2 separate regions of the Homo sapiens genome follow, and region 1 is linked to region 2. Evidence: chromatin contacts called from ENCODE Hi-C or POLR2A ChIA-PET data. All regions are on one chromosome and are shown on one strand. The core of a region is the stretch at or near the end of the contact, and the rest is flanking DNA. Distances in the headings are between cores, read along the strand shown.

Region 1 (2,700 bases), core at 94-2,593, 76 kb before region 2:
GCTGCTATGAACACTGCTGTGCAAATATCTCTTCAGGTCCCTGCTTTCAATTCTTTTGGGTATATGCCTAGGACAGGAATTGCTGAATTGTATGGTAATTCTATACTTAACTTTTTGAGGAACTGCCATGCTGTATTTCACAGCGGTTGCACTATTTTATATTCCCACCAGTGAGGGGGAACCCCACAAGGGTTCCAATTTCTCCACTTCTTTGCCAACACTTGCTATTTTCTGGATTTTATAATAAGAGTCATTCTAATAGGTGTGAAGTGATATCTCATTTTGGCTTTGATTTGCATTTCCCTAATGACTAGTGATATTTAATATCTTTTCACATGCTTATTAGTCAATTGTATCTCTTCTTTGAATAAATGTCTATTAGAGTCCTTAGTCCATTTTTTAAATCAAGTTATTTGATTTTTTGTTTTTGAGTTGTAGGAACTCTTTACATATTCTGGATGTTAATCTCGAATCAGACATGATTTGCAAATATTTTTTCCCATTCTGTGGGTTGCCTTTTTACTCTGCTATTGTGTCCTTTGATCCATAAGAGTTTTTAATTTTGATGAAATTCAGTTTATTTTTTCTTTTGTTTCCTATGATTTTGGTGTGAGGTCTAAGAGTTATTGCCAAATCCATTGTTATGAACCTTTCTTCCTACATTTTCTTCAAAGAGTTTTATACTTTTAACTTTTATATTTAGGTTTTTCATCCATTTTGAGTAAATTTTTTTACATGGTGCAAGGTAAAGGTGCACATATTACTTTTAAAGTTTAAGATAAACAAGAAAATAATATGTAAAATTATTTGTGTCACTAATTCAACAGAATGATGGTTATCTTTATGAAATAACATCTTTGTGAGATTGAAGCAATGCAGTTACTTTTGTTTTTCTCCTCAGAAACTCATAGCTTTGAAAATTACATTGTTCTAACTTTTCCTCCTTATGTTTTACAATGACCTTTGTTTGAATTGTATTGGAAAGTCCAAAATAGCCACTGACCGAAAGGTTAACAATGACTGTCTTCCACAGTGCTCTGAGAAACCTCAGCCCTTGACAGAAGTAGGTAGTTTCCAGCCTGCTTGCTACCCAGAAAGTTCAGCTTCTCATTTGGTCCATGAACAGGGATAAACATAGATTCTGTAAACCTAGTACACTATACACAGTAGGTGATTAGTAAAATCTGTTTAGTGTTTGTCTGGTTGGTTTGTTGACTATCAGATTCCTGGAACTGAGCACATCCCATTAACTGTGATGCCAGCAGTTGACCAGCCCACCTATGTGCCAGGATATATCACGGGACACAGAGAGGTCAGCGTTGGCCTCTCTTGGCAGATCTCCCAGTTCAGGGAAGGAGGGACTCTGCAAGTTTGTCAAGACTTGCAGTTCTCTCCTCCCCCTTGTCTCTCAGGCTGAGTGTTTAGAGTGATCCTATACCCAGGGTACTAGGAGGACACCAGCAGTCCTCACATTAGCAACCCGTGCTGGAGGCCTCTTCTGGGAGACTGTCACCTTTCTGTAGAACTGTCCTGTGAAATGCAACAGCTTCCTTTTAGTGTGCACTTCATCATTTCCTTATTACTGTGTCATCTAATGCTAATAATAACCTGGGAAGGTCGGTGTTTTGGTCCCATTTTACAGTTGAGGAATCTTAGGGTTAATAAGCATGTTTAAGATTACACAGATGGAAGACAAGTCCAAGTCTGGCTGGCTTCAAGGCCCTTCTCTGGACCCTCACAGTATCTAGGCAGTCCCTGATTTCCAGCTTGCATGTCACTGCACTCAGCCTCCAACACTGTCAGGACATGTTATGAAGGATCATTACCCAGAGGCCTATCATCACTCCTTGATTTAGGCTGCAGGGCCTCCACCGTTCAGCAGTAATAGGGGGAAACCACGCCCCAAGTTTAGAGGCAGGTCTTCAGGTCTGCCACCTCCCCTCTGCCCTTACCCATCAAGCTACCCCTGGTGGTGGGAAATGGTGAGAAAAGACAGAAATAAGAAAGATTAAAGAGACCCTGTTCCCACATCCTCCCAACTGAAGTCCCTTACCAATTGTATTAGTCCATTCTCATGCTGCTATAAAGAAATACCCAAGACTGGGTAATTTATAAACAAAAGAGGTTTAATTGATTCAAAGTTCCACATGGCTGGGGAGGCCTCAGGAAACTTACAATCATGGCAGAAGGTGAAGGGGAAGCAAGGCACGTCTTACATGGTGACAGGAGAGAGAGAGACTGCAGGGGAAACTTCCACTTTTAAAACCATCTTATCTCGTGAGGACTCCCTCACTATCACAAGAACAGCATGAGGGAACCACCCCCATGATCCAGTCATCTCCCACCAGGTCCCTCCCTTGACACGTGGGGATTATAATTCGAGACGAGATTTGGGTAGGGACACAGAACCAAGCCATATCAGTGCTGTACCCAGTTGCCTGGTACCTGGTCGTGGGTTTATTAGGGCAGGTGGATAGTGGCCCCATAAAGGATTTGGCTGGGTGTGTGGGCTCTGGATTGGTTGGTTTGTATGCAAAGAACGCATTCACAGGTGAGTTGTTTACTATCTGGGAATTGTCTAACCCTGGAAGGGTTGGTCCCCTCCATGGTCAGTGAGACCCCAGATGCCAAAGCATTGAAATACAAAAATAAAAGACATGGTGATACAGTGGGGCACTTATCATATGCCAAGGCTCTATG
Region 2 (2,700 bases), core at 175-2,674:
GCCCTAGGCACTGATCTCTTCCATCTCCGCTTCCTTCCTGGCCTTCCTCTCATTCATGCAGGATCTTTCCCTGTCTCGGGGGTTCTACATGCCTATCCGTGGGTTTGCAAAGCCTGACAGCCCTGCAATATGGGCTTGGTCCTGCTGTCCCTCTGGAAGCCCAAATTCACAACAATGAACTCACTTTCTTTCCCTGGATGAGCTGCTCCAAAGTTCAGCACCTCAGTAAGTGCTCCAATATCGTTCCTGCCACTCCAGCGGGGGCCTCCTCCCCTTCCCCATGCCACCCCCAAGCACAAAGGGGGTGTCCCCATCTCCAGTACTCCTACTTAGTCCTTAGCCTCCTGCCCACTGCACCCTCCCAACCCCTTCCCCAGATGTTATCCAGGATGAGCACTTGAAGATACAAGCCTGATTATCTCATTCGAACCAACCAACTCTTGTAGATCTTGAGCTTTTTAAAGCTTCTTTTTGGGCTTCCTTTTGCTAACAGACTTTTCTCAGTCTGATTCTAGCATGTCTTTTCAAGCCTCTGGTCCTATACCCCTTCACAGGCCTCCTGCTACACGCATACACACACATGTACACACACACACACACACATACATATACACCATACTCTGGCCACGCCCATCTAGTTATTCACACGTGCAGTCCCTGACAGAGTGCCAACATTTGCACTTGAGACATGACACTGATGCTTGTTACATTTATTAAACATACCACATGTATATGTCTTCTGTGCTTTTCCTCCTATTATTCCCTCTGTTGGGAATGTCATCCTCCCTTTCAGCCTAACATAGTCCTAGCCCTTCTCTTCAGGACCTGGCCCAACAGCACCTCCTCCATGAAACCTGCTTCCCTGATGTGTCTCTTACATTCCCACCATCCAAAAACTGACAGCTCTTGCAGGAGGGAGCCATGACGTGCTCATCTTCTGCATCTGCAGCTGGTGCCAGGGACCAGTACATTTGCTGCATGAGTGAATGAACCAACGTCCCAGCAATTCCTGAGCATTCTTAAGGCTGGTCTGTCTCCCCCAGGAAGCCTGGGCCCCCAGCGTCACCGAGCTGTGCACACAGAGAGATAATCATCTTAGTGTCCCTCTGGACCCGGAAGCTGGGTGGTGTCGCTAAGAAAGCCAGAACTGCTTTGCCTTCTATATTGCTACTGAAATTTGCAACTCAAGTGTTGCATAACCAAGGGAACCTGGCTTCCCTCTGAACATCCCTCCCACTTAGTTTGAGAAATAGAGAAAGAGCCAAAGTTAGGTCAAGACTCACCTGAGGAGGCCCCTGGCCCACCATCGAGGTCATGCCTGTCACTCCCCAGGCTGCCCCTCCCGGGGAACAGGGTCATGCGGGGTTAGGGGGCAGCTCACTCCCAGTGGGTAACTGGATTTCCCTGGGGAGGGGAACAAAGAGTGAGAGCATAGGCCGTTCTCACTTCAGACCAGGGAGATTGCGCACTCTCCCTCCTTCCCTCTTGGAGGGAACATCTGCAATTCAGGGACTTCTGCAAAAATTTCACACTCAGGGCTAAGAGCAATTCTATTTCTTGGAGGATTCTAACTTGGCTTAGAGGAGGTTTTTACCCTCCTCCAGTTAAATGGACCAAGTATGTGGGAAATTACCTCACAGAGTCATGCCACCAACACCAAATGAGAGCCATCTGTACAGATGAAACAGTTAGGAGCTTTTGTGTCACTGCGGGCCGAAATGTGTAGCCCATTCATTGTGAGAGGAGGCACTTTATTCCTGAGTTTCTTTTTTTTTTCTAACACAGAAGACGCCTCAGTCAGCGCGTAGGAAACAGGAAGGAACCCGTTGTTTTAAATAGCAGACAGCAGAGAATTGACTCATTATGGTCTGCTTGCTCCGAGAGTGTCAGCCAGAAGGCAGCCAGCCCAGCCCCCACAGCCCCAAGACAAGGGTCAGGGGGCATGGCTGGGATTTTCTCACAGGGAGTCTGAGAGAATCCAGTTCAAACCCTTTTCAGAGGGAACTGGTGAAGCCCTAGGTTTCTATCTTACTAGAGACTTCACCACACAGGGCTGTCTTAAAAAAATATAAGAATAAGAAAAGACAAAAACAAAAGCCCCCGTAAAAACCTACAAGAATACCTGGAAGTCAGACATCCTGTGTTTCCCTTTCCTACCCCGAATGACTCGGAGTAGGACAAACACAGTTGCAAGCCTGCTTTCTTATCTTGGCAATTGCTTCTTTTCACTCTTCTGGGGTTTACAACAGTTGGCCCAGGGGTGTGAGGGAACAGAAGGGAGCAGCATCTGCTGGGACAGAGGGCCCTACACAAAGGTAATTTCATGCAGGGAAAATGCACCCCCCCACCCAATCCCAGGCTGCTGGGCCCAGGAGCCCAAGGGTTAATCTGTCTCAAATCCATCACTGTGACAGCCAAGCACACAAATTAGTCCTGCCCAAGCTGTCCCGACCTCTGAATTTAATTTTTTAAAAGTGCTTTGTATTGTTTCTGATGTTCAGATTGGAGTCCAGGTGTCGTGATGGAACCCGGGGGAGATGAGAGGGTAAGACCCTCGTGTACTGCATCTCACATCACCCTCCAATGTCCTGTGTCTTCTTTGTCAAGGCAGACTAAGGGTGACCTAATTTCCAACACGCAGGCCCAGAAACCTTGAAACTGACCAGCTCGAGCCTCCTTGTAAGCCTCTCCAGCTGTGAA

What was found. Hi-C counts contacts between places; a loop is a spot of excess contacts on that map. ChIA-PET counts read pairs that join two places held with the same protein, here RNA polymerase II (POLR2A). Pooled maps may share reads with other maps.
Region 1: a pooled map shows a loop between it and region 2 (3-fold over the local background). The contact joins the enhancer-like site here to the promoter of MACORIS in region 2. A Hi-C loop is called at or near these places in 5 of 168 maps with a recorded cell type or tissue (cardiac septum, gastrocnemius medialis, heart left ventricle and 2 more) and 8 of 50 pooled maps. POLR2A ChIA-PET finds 5 or more read pairs at or near these places in 1 of 52 experiments (Panc1).

Annotation. Positions count from the first base shown.
Region 1 is chr10:31,629,990-31,632,689 of GRCh38, forward strand. No RefSeq gene overlaps it. Among named protein-coding and RNA genes, the nearest start is that of MACORIS, 76 kb to the right of the region's middle. Within about 2 kb of position 1,344, at least 3 of the 41 ENCODE cell types and tissues checked have a DNase peak (open chromatin) inside an H3K27ac peak, as active enhancers do; they include heart right ventricle and left ventricle myocardium inferior, where a contact is called at or near this core.
Region 2 is chr10:31,706,023-31,708,722 of GRCh38, forward strand. MACORIS (macrophage enriched lincRNA repressor of IFN-gamma signaling) reads right to left here and starts at 1,425. Exons shown (of 2, transcript NR_184023.1): 1 at 1,284-1,425. RefSeq lists an enhancer at 1,674-1,863.